Linked DNA regions of Homo sapiens: region 2 is linked to region 1. Evidence: read pairs that join two places in POLR2A ChIA-PET (ENCODE). Cell type or tissue: OCI-LY7. All regions are shown on one strand. Each heading gives the region's core, and the rest is flanking DNA. Links, peaks and the distances in the headings are about the cores only.

Region 1 (6,024 bases), core at 2,004-6,003:
AAGGAGGCATCATCAGATCCGATCCTACTTGGAAACTGACAGCTGAGCCTTCACTGTTCCTACTGGGTCAGAAACAAAGCAACACGAGTATGGTGCCTGCAACGGTCCCATTGACCCCCACATCCCATGGGGGTTTGTGAGAGCCCAGACAGATGCTGTGCACCCAGTGGGCTGCACTGCAGAAGAGGAGCCCTGAGCTCAGGGCATATCCAGAAGGAAACATCACCTGCTGCAGTGTCCTATTGCAAACACAGCTCTGAGATGCCCAGTTCAGGAGCGGCCAGGCCTTGCATTCCTGGATACCCAGTGTGTGAGTTTCCTGTGGCTGCCATAACAAATGACTATAAACCGTGTGGCTCAAAACATGTTTATTCTCTTACAGTTCTGAGGTCCCAAAGCCTGAAACTGACGGGTCAGCAGGGTGGTTCCCTCTACTGTCTGTGAGGGAGAATCGGCCAGGCCTCTCTCCTGGCCCCTGGTGGTTTGCTGGCAATCTTTGGCATTCCTTGGTTTGCAGACACTTCATCCCCATCTCTGCCTCCATCTCAATGACCTTCTTCTCTTTGTCTCTGCGTCTCTCTCTCTTTTCTCTTATAAAGACATCATTGGGTTTAGGGCCCATCCTAAATACAGGATGATTTCATCTCCAGGTGTTTTAATTACATTTGCAAAGACCCTTTTTCCAAATAAGGTCGCATTCACAGGTTCTAGAAGTTAGGACTTGGACCTATCTTTTTGGGGGCCACCATTCAACCCACTACCTCCAGGAAAGACCTGTAGGAGAGCAAGAGACGGGTGGAGGATTGCCTCTCCCATTGCTGAGCTTTCTTAACAAGAGAACGGTTTTTATGTCAGCCTGAAGTAGTGATCTACATGAGCAAAGACATGGGTCTGGAAAGAGGAAAAGAATATTTGAGACAAGGTGTCATACTTTACTAGAAGTGAGGAAACCCGGAGTAAATGGTGTGAGATAAATCAGCCTGCACACTTCCTAAGTGTCAGCACTGTTCTCGGAGCTGGGACAGTAGCTGTAAACCAAACAAAAACTCCTGCCCTCACGCAGCTTACATTCTGATCAGGAGAGACAGGAAACAATATTAAGAGGTAAATGTTCAAATATATTAGAGGCAGAATCTAGGAGAAAAGTATCCAAGGCAGAGAGAATAACCAGGGCAAATGCCTGAGTGGAAACTGTGCTTGCCATGCTGGGCCAGGAGTGAGGCTACTGGGTGTGAAGTCAGAAACCAAGAAGGCGCAGAGACTGGACCCTCCTCGCATGCTGACAAGGTGGCCTGCACAGCTCCACATCACATGCACATGTGTATAAAACACCAGACCAAGGCCGGGAGCAGTGACTCACGCCAGTAATCCCAGCACTTCGTGAGGCAGGGGCAGGTAGATCACGAGGTCAGGAGTTCGAGACCAGCCTTGCCAACGTGGTGAAACCCCATCTCTACTAAAAATACAAATATTAGCTGGGCATAGTGGTACACGCGTTTAATCCCAGCTACTTGAGAGGCTGAGGCAGAAGAATTGCTTGAACCTGGGAGGCGGAGACAGAGGTTGTAGTGAGCCAAGATTGCGACATTGTACTCCAGCCTGGGCGACAGAGCAAGACTCCATCTTTGGGGAAGAAAAAAAGGAAAAACAGACCTCTGAATCGGAGAAATGGACAGTTTATTACTCACAGTGAACACAGCAGCCAGAACAGTATCTTTAGTCACTTTCCCATGCCCCTATTCCCAAGAAGAGGGCATGTGGATCGTACCAGCTGGGCAGGCAGTGGGTCTGCATCCCAGGAGAGGGACCCGAAACTGGGAGACTTGGAGATTTTATCAGGGCTGTGGAGGACCTGCCTTTCTTCTCCTCCAGAGATAGATGACTCATTATCCAGCAACACAGAGGTCAGCACCGACCTCACCAGCAGCAGGCTCACAGGAGTGGCAGGGGCATTGGGAGAGTGGGAGGCAGCACAGGGTCAGCTCTTTCACGAAAACAGAGAAACGGGGCAGCTCTAGAGTGGGAGTAGGGGCACAGAGAACAGGAAGGAAAGGCGGCCGGCGAAGGTATGATATCACACCAGCTCCCACTGTGGGCACCCAAACCCAAGCCTCCTGGGAAAGTCTGGGAACTGTTAAAAATCCACACCTCAGCATCACCCTGCCAAGGGGTGGGGTGGGGTATGTACACATCCCCATCATTCCTTGATTGAAGGCTGCAGGAGAGTGGAGTTCATGCCAAGGCACTTGAGATCGACCATGGATGCAGCCAGGCAGAGGCAGAGGAAGGCCAGCCCTATCCCAGAGAAGGGCAGGACAGGGGTGGACATGGGGCCCAGGGCACTGTGGCAGTGCATACAGGGACCTGGGCAGGCACAGTGTCAGTCAGAGGTCCAGAGACCTGAAAGTGAGAGGGGCGGGACCCTTGAGGTTCAGGGAAAGAGCATCTTATACTTTTTCCATTTTGCAGTGACTTGGAGATTTGTCCACACCAGTGCACAGAGACGTGTCCTCCTTTTATTTCTTTTAACAGCCGCTTAATGTTTTATCCTAGCAGGAACCCTACCATGGGCCATTTAAAGTGTTTCAAATCTTAGGGGGCTGAGCCTGGTGGCTCACACCTGTAATCTCAGCACTTTGGGAGGCTGAGGCAGGAGGATTGCTTGAGGTTGGGAGTTCAAGACCAGTCTGGGCAACATGGCAAAAACTCATTTCTTAAAAAAAAAAAAAATTAGACCTGTAGTCCCAGCTACTCGGCAGGCTGTGTGAATAGTAAGGGGTCAGTCTGGTTGGGAGTCTGTCTGGCGGGGGTCTGGCTGGGGTCTGCCTAGATAGGTCCTGATTTGCTGGGGGTCCATCTGTCTGAATAGCTGGAGATGTGTACTCATTTGGGGGACTTGTCTGTCAATCTGGAGGATCATGTCTGACTAGCTGGGGTCCATCCATCAAGACATCAAGATGAGAGTCTGGCCGGCTGGCTGGGATGTCAGGATTCCATGTGGCTGATGTCTGCCTGTCTGGCAGTCCATCTGGTTGGTTAGGAGTCTGTCTGGCCAGAAGGTCTGTCAGCCAGCCAGCCCACCTGAGGGTGGGGGTGGGGTCTGAGAACTCTGTGTATCTGTTCAGCAGGGGATCTGTTTATATCTGTCTAGTAATCTAACTTAGGGGGTCCACCTGGCTGTCCAGCTAGCAGAGATGTCTGTCTTTTGGGGGCTCTGTTTGGTGGTCTCTCTGGCTGCACTGGTCTATCAAGCTGTTGGCTGGTCTCTCTCTCTCTGGCTGGGGATCCCTTTGTCCACCTGTGGACTGTATCTCTGAAGCTTTGGCTGTCTGTCCAGGTTGGTGGTCCATCTGTCTGTCTGCCTATCTGGAGGTCTTTTTATCGGTCTGCCTGGGGTTAATCTGCTTGGCTGTGGTTATGCCTGGCTTAGTTCTGCCTGGATGGCGAAGTGTCCATCCACTTCTCTGTGTGGTCCCCTGAGTGTCCAAGTGAGGGAGGCTCAGGTGCTGAGGATGGACTAGTGCTGTGTGGTGAGGAGAGCAGTCTCCGGAAGCTCATCTGTCCCTTCTCCCCTTCATAACTCAGGGGTCATGCCCCTTCCTGATCTTCTTTCTTGAATCTGCTCTGTGCAGCCTCACCAGCCACTATACCCTAGCTACCTCCTCCAGCCTCAAGCCTTGAATGCTACAGTCATTGGGGCAAAGCCCCCACATTTCCCACCCTGAGAAACTTTAACTTTGATCCAGGCCCACTGTTTCCATTCTGCGCACGGCGCTCAGCAGCACCGGGGCATCAGCAGTCCGAGCTCACAAGAGGCAACAGGCAGGAACTGGCGTTAGACTTACACCCGGGTCCACTCAGCAGGCGGGTCCCGGGGACCCTTCGGCCTCCCAATGCGCAGGTTGAAACCTGGGAGAAGAAGGGTGCCGTGGGTCTCATGGAGAAGCTGAGGTGTGTGGAAGCTGGCAGACATGAAGAAGGCCATCCCCCCGCCTCCAGGTCCTCCTGGTTCACTGCAGCCACATCCACAGGACTAAGCTCCATGCCCCATCAACCCCAGACTCCTGGGTTCACTCAAAGCAGCAAAGTCCCAGCAACCCAGGCTCTACCTGACTTACCTAGCCCACCGGTCTGAGCTCCACCCGCCACGTCCTCGTAGGCGCCAGATCCGGCAGGACTTTGGTCAGCAGGAACTGAGGGCAGCAGACCCCCCACGGGTCAGCTCCGGAAGCCCCAGGGAGTCCCAAGACCCCACCCCTAGCGGGGACGCTTCCCCGGAGGCCCGAAGGGGAGAGCCGAGGGCGCCGGGCGGGAGAAGGCACACACCCCGGACGTGGCCTCCAGCCTTTGGGCGCGGCCAAGACAAGTATTGCCAGGAACCCTGCCCCTGGACCGCGACTGCGACCGCCAGGGGGCGCTTCCGGGGCGTGGCCAGGGACGCCTGGACATCAGCGTCGGGGCGTGGCCAGGCTAGCGGCTGGGGTCCCCGCGGCCGCCAGGGCCTGACGGACCACTGCAGGATGGTTCCGCCCTGCGGATCACAGCAGGATGATGCCCTGAGAAGGAGCAAGCCTCGACTCACCGCGGCCAGGCAGCGTCCCCCTCGCGTCCTCCGCGTGCGCCCCGGGTCGCTGGGCGCGCGGCGTCACCTTGCTGTAGAGCGGCGCCTCCTCCGCGCTGCGCGCCCCCGTCCCCGTCCCCGTCCCCGTCTGCGTCCCACTCCCGGCGCCCGCTGGAGCCCCGCGCTTCTGCACCACCGCGTAGGTGTCAGCCATGGCGTGGCCCGGGGACCCGGGCACAGAGATGCTCCTGCAGGCAGGGAGGGCCGGGAGGAAGTGAAACGGCGGCGCTGGGCAGGGCGGGAGTGGGGAGGCTGCTCAGCGCGCAAACCACGGGCTTCCTTCCCGCCGAGGCGGTGCGCTAGATGGGAGGGAGGGCTCCTTGGGTTGGAGGCCTCGCTTCTGTGTCCCTAGCGCCCTGCAAGTTAGGGGGATGAAGGAGGAACGGGGTCAGCCTGGAGGGTAATTTGGGGCAGAGTGTTGGTTTGAGGGGTGGTCATTTCTGTGTCAACGTCTACTGAACAAAAGAATGCGGAAGTGGCATAGAAGACAGGAAGGGATGGCCGCAAGGACAAGGGCCTTAAGTCTCCGCTGCGAAGGCGGCTCAATCCCATGTCCGCAGCACCCAACGTGCGGCCTGACAAGAAGGCGGCGTCTAGAATTATTTGCTGAATTTTTTTTGTTGTTTTTTTGAGACAGGATCTCGCTCTGTCGCCCAGGCTGGACTGCCGTGGTGCGATCTCGGCTTACTGCAACCTCCACCTCCCGGGCTCAAGCGACTCTCCTGCCTCAGCCTCCGGAGTAGCTGGGATTACAGGCTCTCACCAGCACGCCTGGCTAATTTTTGTATTTTTAGTAGAGACAGGGTTTCACCATGTTAACCAGGCTGGTCTCCAGCTGGGCTCAAGTGATCCGCCCTCCTTGGCCTCCCGAAGTGCTGGGATTACAGGGGTGAGCCACCTGAATTAAGGTTTGATTAGAGGATCCAGGAAAGGCCTAACTCAGAAGGCAGGGCAAGCCTTAGAGGCAGAGGCAAGGGGTAAATGAATCATCTTGGGATAATTGAATCATCTTGGGGTGGGTTCCCAGAGCTCAATTCGAAGAAAGGGCCAGCGAACACTTGGCGAAGTGAACAAGGAACGGACTGGTGTTCCAAGGATGAAGAAGGGGTTAGCCTGAGAAATTGGGCAGGGAAGAATCCGGGGATGGAGCCGGGTACCTGAGGACCCCTCCTGGTGGGCGGGGTATGGCGAGAAGTGCCTGGGGAGTCCGGAGGAAGAGGGCATCGTCGTAGAGTGGGGCACAATTCTGAAGAAAAACAGGAGGGGAGGCTCCTGAGGGAGGAAGCTGGCCAGGCCTCTCAAGGGGCTCTGGGAGAAAGCTTAAGATGGGAGAGCCTGATAAGGATGCCTGGAGGAGGGCACAGGTGGATGTCATAGTCAGTGCCTGCTCCCAGTAGTCCCGG
Region 2 (6,024 bases), core at 1,358-5,357, 460 kb before region 1:
CTGGGATTACAGGCGCCCACTACCGCGCCCGGCTGATTTTTGTATTTTTAGTAGAGACGGGGTTTTGACATGTTGGCCAGGCTGGTCTCGAACTCGTGACCTCAGGCGATCCGCCCCCCCCACTCGGCCTCCCAAAGTGCTGAGATTACAGGCATGAGCCACCGCGCCGGGCCACACTCACATTTTCTAATAAGACCTTCACACTAACCCTGAAAGGTGTGGAGGGCATGGAAACATCACCCACATTTTTCAAAACAAAGACCCAGGTGGTTATGTGATTGTCCCAAGATTGTACACCTCCTCAATGACAGAGTCGGCATTTGAAGGGGGTCTGAGCTCTTCCAAGCCATCTCCTACACTCACCAGCACAGGTTCCTGAAAGGCTGCCTTCCCGGCTGTCCGGCCCTCTCCACTCTTGATGCCAGCGATCACTTCGTTATCGCTGGGGGTGGGAGCTGATGCCAGGCCAGCGGATAGGCTGAGGGCAGGGCTCCTGCAGGTCTGCCCTGGGTCACCTGGCTTCCTGCCCCTTTCACTAGAGCTCTCAGGGCCACAGAACTCCGACCTCAACCTCCCGTCTTCAACTCCGGGAGAAGATGGCTGCACAGCCAAGTAGGGCGCCCTCCCGCCCTCCCGCCCCGACAGCCCCACACAGGTCTGCCTCCCCCTGGACCTGCAGCTGACAGCTGGTGGCTCTTCCCCGCCTCTCCTTTCATGCAGTTGCTCCCGGAGTAGGAGCCCATCGGAGCTCAGCACCACCCAGCGTCGCAACCGCCCTCCCGCTGGCTCACCTGGGGAGGTCGGGCTTGGCAACCTGTGGCCGGCCACCCCTGACAGTGCCCCGGAGCCCCCGGCCCATCTTGGGGTTCCTGTGGGGGCAGCGAGGTGGAGGCGTCCCAACTGAGTGGGTCCCGGATGGTGAGCGGGCCCGGAAATCGGGCCAGAGAGGGGGCACCCCGAGCAGGAGCCCAACAGCCCCGACCCCAGTTCCAGCCCCTTGCCGCTGCTGCGCCCTCGCGTACTCTCAGCCTGGGGAATAACAACAGCAACCACTTCTCCCGTACCCACCGGGCCGGCACCAGCCCTCCTTCCCAAAACAGCTGGTACTGCGCCAAGCGGCAGAGGCTCCGAGTGCCCTGCGCGCCCAGGCCGGTCCAGGCAGCGGCTCCGAGTGCCCCGCGCGCCCAGGACGGTCCAGGTGCGGGGAGGCCGGCTCAGGCGCTCGCCCTTGCCCTCTCAGGGGCTCGCCCCGGGCCGCCGTCCCTACCGCCCCCAACGGAGCCCCGTCCTTCCCCGCGCTCGAGACGGCCCCACTTTGCAGGACGCCGCCTCCGGTCTGCACGTCGGAAAGTTGGGAGCGGCGGGGAGCCACGAGGGTGTCCCCACCCACCGGGTGCCCAGGGGACGGCCCGGGGCGCAGCAGCCAGCGCGGGCTGTGCTCCTCCCCACCCGCGCAGGGCGCCGGGAGCCCGACCGCAAGTCCCGGACGCCGGCTCTCACCTTGAAGAAGCTCCGGAGGAAGTGCACGACGCTGAGCATGGTGGCCGCCGGGACGCCCGGAGCCCGGCCGCAGCACTACGAGCCGCGCCGCCGAGCCGGCTCCACCGACGCCACCCCGCGCCCCGCCCTAGGGTCCGCCCCCGCGCCCTCGCCCGGACGCTCCGCCCCCGCAAACCTGGCCACTGGAGGCACGTGAGGTCCAGGCTCCTGCCCTGCCCGCCCCTGGGCTTTGGTCACCCGCGGGACTGGGCACGCACAGGCACACAGCAGAGCCGTCCACAGACCCGGCCCAGGGGCCGCCGGGATCATCCCGCCCAGTCGAGCTCTTGGGCCCCCTTGAAGCCTAGGAGTGTTTTCTCAGAGAGAAAGCAGCACGCTTCTTGCGCATTTGCACATCTCCAACGCAGCGCTTCGGCCTGTCCTCCGCACTGGAGACTCAGGTGCCTCCGCCCTCCTGAGAGCAGGGGCGGCCTCTCTGCTGAGAGTTCTGATTGTCAAGCTCCCAGAACTTTCAGAGTTCAGTCCGCCCAGCGTTCTTGTTTACCAGTTGAGGAAACGGAGGCCCAGGGAGGCTGTGCAGCGCGCCGGCACTCACACACCTGGTGGGGACAAATGTGGACTAGGATATCTGGGACCGAAGTCTTGGCCTCCAGCTCCCTCTTGCCTCCCACTTACCTTTCCAGGTATGTCCTGCAGATAGGATGTAAGTGAATGGTCACACCCGTAACCATTAAGGAGCGCAGCTTTCTGCTAAGGGGCAAAGGGAAGTCCTCGCTGCTTTCTTTGCAGGGGTTTAAGGAGACAGGGCCTGCCAGGAAACACTCTAACCAGCCCTAGGACCGCACTATTTTAAATCAGAAGAAAAAAACTGAGTATAATAAAATAATAATGAATCTAGCCTGGAGTATATTCATCTTTATATGAATGCAGTTGTAAACTCTAATTTTAACTATTTTATTTTATGCAGGAAGAGGCCCACGAAAGCTAAGACCCCAAGGCCCATGTGCACCATACTGCAGCCCTGCTCTGTCCACCATTTCTGAGATCGGCGCCCCACAGAGGGAGAGCATCTGCCCAGACTGGCTTTTTGCACCCCTGCTCAAGCCTGCACCCTCGTCCAAGTCCTAGCCCCACTGAACGCTATGCCTGGTCAGCAGTGCGTGTCAGGGGTGCCTGGCAGAGTGTGCATTTTCCGTACACCCAACCTGTCTCTGCCTCTCCCCAGGCCCTCACAGCAACCAGGCCAGGCGAGAAGCTTGGGAGATAGATACTCAGAGGAGGCACTGTGGGGCCATCTGAAGATCCTGCGTCCCCTGTCACAGCCTTTATGTCACTCAGGGTCCATGACTGTGCTAGAAGCATGTCCCTGAGGCCCATGGTGGTGGGAGGAGGGTGTGGGATTCGGATCTGGGCACCTGGCTGTGCTGCACACCAGTTGTGTAATCATGATCATCTGCTCTAAACACGTATCTTTAACATTCGAGAGGAATGACCGCCTGGTGGGGTTGCCATGGAGAGTACGTGAGAAATTAAACCTCACAGGTGCTTAGCAAAAGTTAATTCGCTCTTCTCTGAAGGCTTAAAGTGCTAATCCCCTGGCGAGGGGGGAGGTCCAGTGAAAATACACAACCCCTGGCCACAGGTTCCATTGTTGTCTGGACTCCTCTGACCAGTGGACAGCCCTGGACCTGGGTTCTCAGACCTGAGTCAGAACCACGTGGAGGACACCATAGAGCTTAGGCTGCTGCCCCTCACCGCTGCCCCCCTCTCACAGGATCTGGGGTGGGGCCTGGGAATTTGCATTTTAACATGTTTCCAAGTGACCCTGAAGCTGCTGGCCCTGGGACCACACTTAGAGAACCCCTGGTTCAGGCTATGGGGCCTGGGCCAGGCTCGCCGTCTAGCAGAGGATCAGACCCCAGGTTGGAGCATAACCGTCATGATGGCTCCATTCATCAGGCACCTGCTGTGTCCCCGCACGCCCAGATCCCTGCCACAGCGCAGCCTCCCTAGAGAAGTGACATCCAATGCTCGAGGGGAAATAAATCAAAGGTAGTTTATGTCTGTCTTTTCCTTCTGGTGAACATGGTTTTAGGAGGACTTGACTGCACTGTGGTGTGCTCTCTCTTTTGCCGTTATTAAAAATAAGAAAGGCAGGCCTGTTTGAGTCGCTGAAGGATTTGTACAATAGAGTTTCTAGTCAGTGGAGCGTCCCATGTTTAAATATGACCCCGACTTCCTGTCTGTCACATATGGCAATTAAACAGGTTCAGCAGCATAGGGGAGTGAAGTGAGTGGTAGGACAGAAAACATCGCAGCAGATTCCAAGTGGCAGAGAGAGCGTGGGCACGGGGTGGACCGATGGAACTTACAGGGGCTTGTGCTTTCCTCGCTGGGCAGCCTGGGCCACTTGCTTTACTTCTCTGGCCCAGAGACCACAGGCTTACATATAGACAGACCTACACTACCAGCTGGGGCCTGAGTCACAAAAGACAGAAACTTCCCCTGGCTACTCTAGCAGGAAAGGGATTTTTGCAAGAATATGGAGTAAGGCATAGGCAGGGGGAGGTGTGCTGACCTGGGAAACAGGCAGCCAGCCGGCTACGGCAGCGGCAGCAGCCAGAGCTCACCAGACAGACTGCCCACTAGGGAGGCTGGGGCTGGTGCCTCTCCCTGCAGCTTTGCTCCTAGACTCTGGCCTCCTGTAATCTCTGCCGACGATCCCTGCGTCCCTGGTCCTTGACCAGCTCCAAAGATGTAAAGTCCAGGACCACCCACGTGTTGCTGTCTGACTGCTGGTGAGTCAGGGGAGCCGTTGTGAGGAGGGCATGAGCCTTCAGCTAGCCTGGTGGGAAGCCGGCCTGCTTGTACAGCTGTCATAGGTGGGGGACAGAAATCAGGGACACGTTGGAAACAGAATCTTTTTTTTTTTTTTTTTTGAGACGGAGTCTCCCTCTGTCACCCAGGCTGGAGTGCAGTGGCATGATCTTGGTTCACTGCAAGCTCCACCTCCCAGGTTCCTGCCATTCTCCTGCCTCAGCCTCCAGAGTAGCTGGGACTACAGGCGCCCGCCACCACCTCCAGCTGATTTTTTTTTTTGAATTTTTAGTAGAGACGGGGTTTCACCGTGTTAGCCAGGATGGTCTCAATCTCCTGACCTCGTGATCCGCCTGCCTCGGCCTCCCAAAGTGCTGGGATTACAGGCATGAGCCACCACACCCGGCGGAAACAGAATCTTAAAAGAGCTCCTCAGGTCAGAAAGCTGGGCTGACCCTAATGATGGCATTCTCCGGGGTGAATATGTAGCGCCGAGTTCAGACCAAGTGACCCCTGACACGCGGGCAGGGCCTGCAGATAGCCAGCTCCGACAGTCAGCGAGGGGCAGTGGCTGGCGGTCAGCCACAGAAAGGCGCAGGGACACTGGTGTTCCCTCTAGGCTGGGCCCAGGAGGAGGCAATGCCCAGGAGAGAGGCTTCACTGCCTCGTCCCCAACTCTTCAAGTTACATTCCCTCCCTCCCTCCTTTTCTTTTCTTTTCTTTTCTTTTCTTTTCTTTTCTTTTCTTTTCTTTTCTTTTCTTTTCTTTTCTTTTCTTTTCTTTTCTTTCTTTCTTTCCTTCCTTCCTTCCTTCCTTCCTTCCTTCCTTCCTTCCTTCCTTCCTTCCTTCTTTTTGTTTCTTTCTTTTCTTCCTTTCTTCCTTTCTTTCTTTTGTTGGAGCCTCACTCTGTTGCCCAGGCTGGAGTGCAGCGGCACCATCTCACCTCACTGCCACCTCCATTTCCCAGGTTCAAGCAATTCTTCTGCCTCAGCCTCCCGAGTAGCTGGGATTACAGGCATCGACCACCACGCCCAGCTAATTTTTTTGTATTTTTAACAGAGATGGAGTTTCACCACGTTGGCCAAGCTGGTTTTGAACTCCAGACCTCAAGTGATCTGCCCGCCTCGGCCTCCCAAAGTGCTGGGATTATACATGTGAGCCACCGTGCCTGGCCTTGAGTTACATTTTCATGGGGACTTGGGACAATCGGAAATGCATCCACCACACTTGCAGACTGACTGGTGATCCTGAAATGATGGCGTGTGGGAGAGGCATGGGCTTCCTTTAAGAGCCGCCAGAGCCAGGGCAGGGGCACCTTGTGCCTTGACATAAGGAAGGCTCCCCTGCCAGGATAGACAGAAGAGCTGCCGAAGAGGTGGAGCCAGGCAGGGGCCACAGGCCCGTGAAGGTCTCAGCAGAGCCCCCAGGAGAGTTGGACTTGCTGCAAGCAGAGCCTATGGCTCTGCGGTTCCAGGAGAACTGTTTGTGCCCCTTGCCCCACTGCCTGCCAGCTGTCCCCAAAAGGACCAGAGGATCAGAGTAGCCCACTCCAGACGAGGTGCGGGCACCATGCTGTTACCATCTGCTGCCCCTCTTTCCATCTTTCCATCTTACTTCCTGCGTGGCCCAGCATCCAGGCTGTCTAGGGCCGTGGGAGACCTGGAGAGCCATTAAAAACAACAACTGGCAGCACACAGGCATTTTTTG

Evidence for each region. ChIA-PET counts read pairs that join two places held together with the same protein. Peaks named below come from ENCODE experiments on the same cell type or tissue, not always from the same donor. Only the 100,000 strongest peaks of a DNase experiment are listed, where the experiment ranks them.
Region 2: POLR2A ChIA-PET joins it to region 1 with 6 read pairs; 1 of 35 experiments calls an interaction of 5 or more read pairs at or near these places.

Annotation. Positions count from the first base shown.
Region 1 is chr2:130,371,042-130,377,065 of GRCh38, reverse strand. It overlaps PTPN18 (protein tyrosine phosphatase non-receptor type 18), which reads right to left. Exons shown (of 15, transcript NM_014369.4): 12 at 5,779-5,867; 13 at 4,583-4,809; 14 at 4,119-4,193; 15 at 1,661-3,909. The coding sequence ends at 3,842. Among named protein-coding and RNA genes, the nearest start is that of PTPN18, 18 kb to the right of the region's middle. RefSeq lists a silencer at 4,133-4,882 and an enhancer at 4,609-5,236. In OCI-LY7, for the core only: CTCF peaks have their summits at 4,207 and 4,413 (motif pointing right); DNase peaks (open chromatin) are centred at 3,855, 4,065, 4,405 and 4,845; H3K4me3 peaks cover 4,000 bases; H3K27ac peaks cover 4,000 bases.
Region 2 is chr2:130,832,469-130,838,492 of GRCh38, reverse strand. ARHGEF4 (Rho guanine nucleotide exchange factor 4) reads right to left here and starts at 1,579. Exons shown (of 14, transcript NM_001367493.1): 1 at 1,501-1,579. The coding sequence starts at 1,539. It overlaps ARHGEF4-AS1 (ARHGEF4 antisense RNA 1), which reads left to right and starts at 1,499. Exons shown (of 2, transcript NR_186036.1): 1 at 1,499-2,183; 2 at 5,377-6,024. In OCI-LY7, for the core only: no CTCF peak of the experiment used is centred there; DNase peaks (open chromatin) are centred at 1,542, 1,902, 2,682 and 3,732; H3K4me3 peaks cover 2,638 bases; H3K27ac peaks cover 1,823 bases.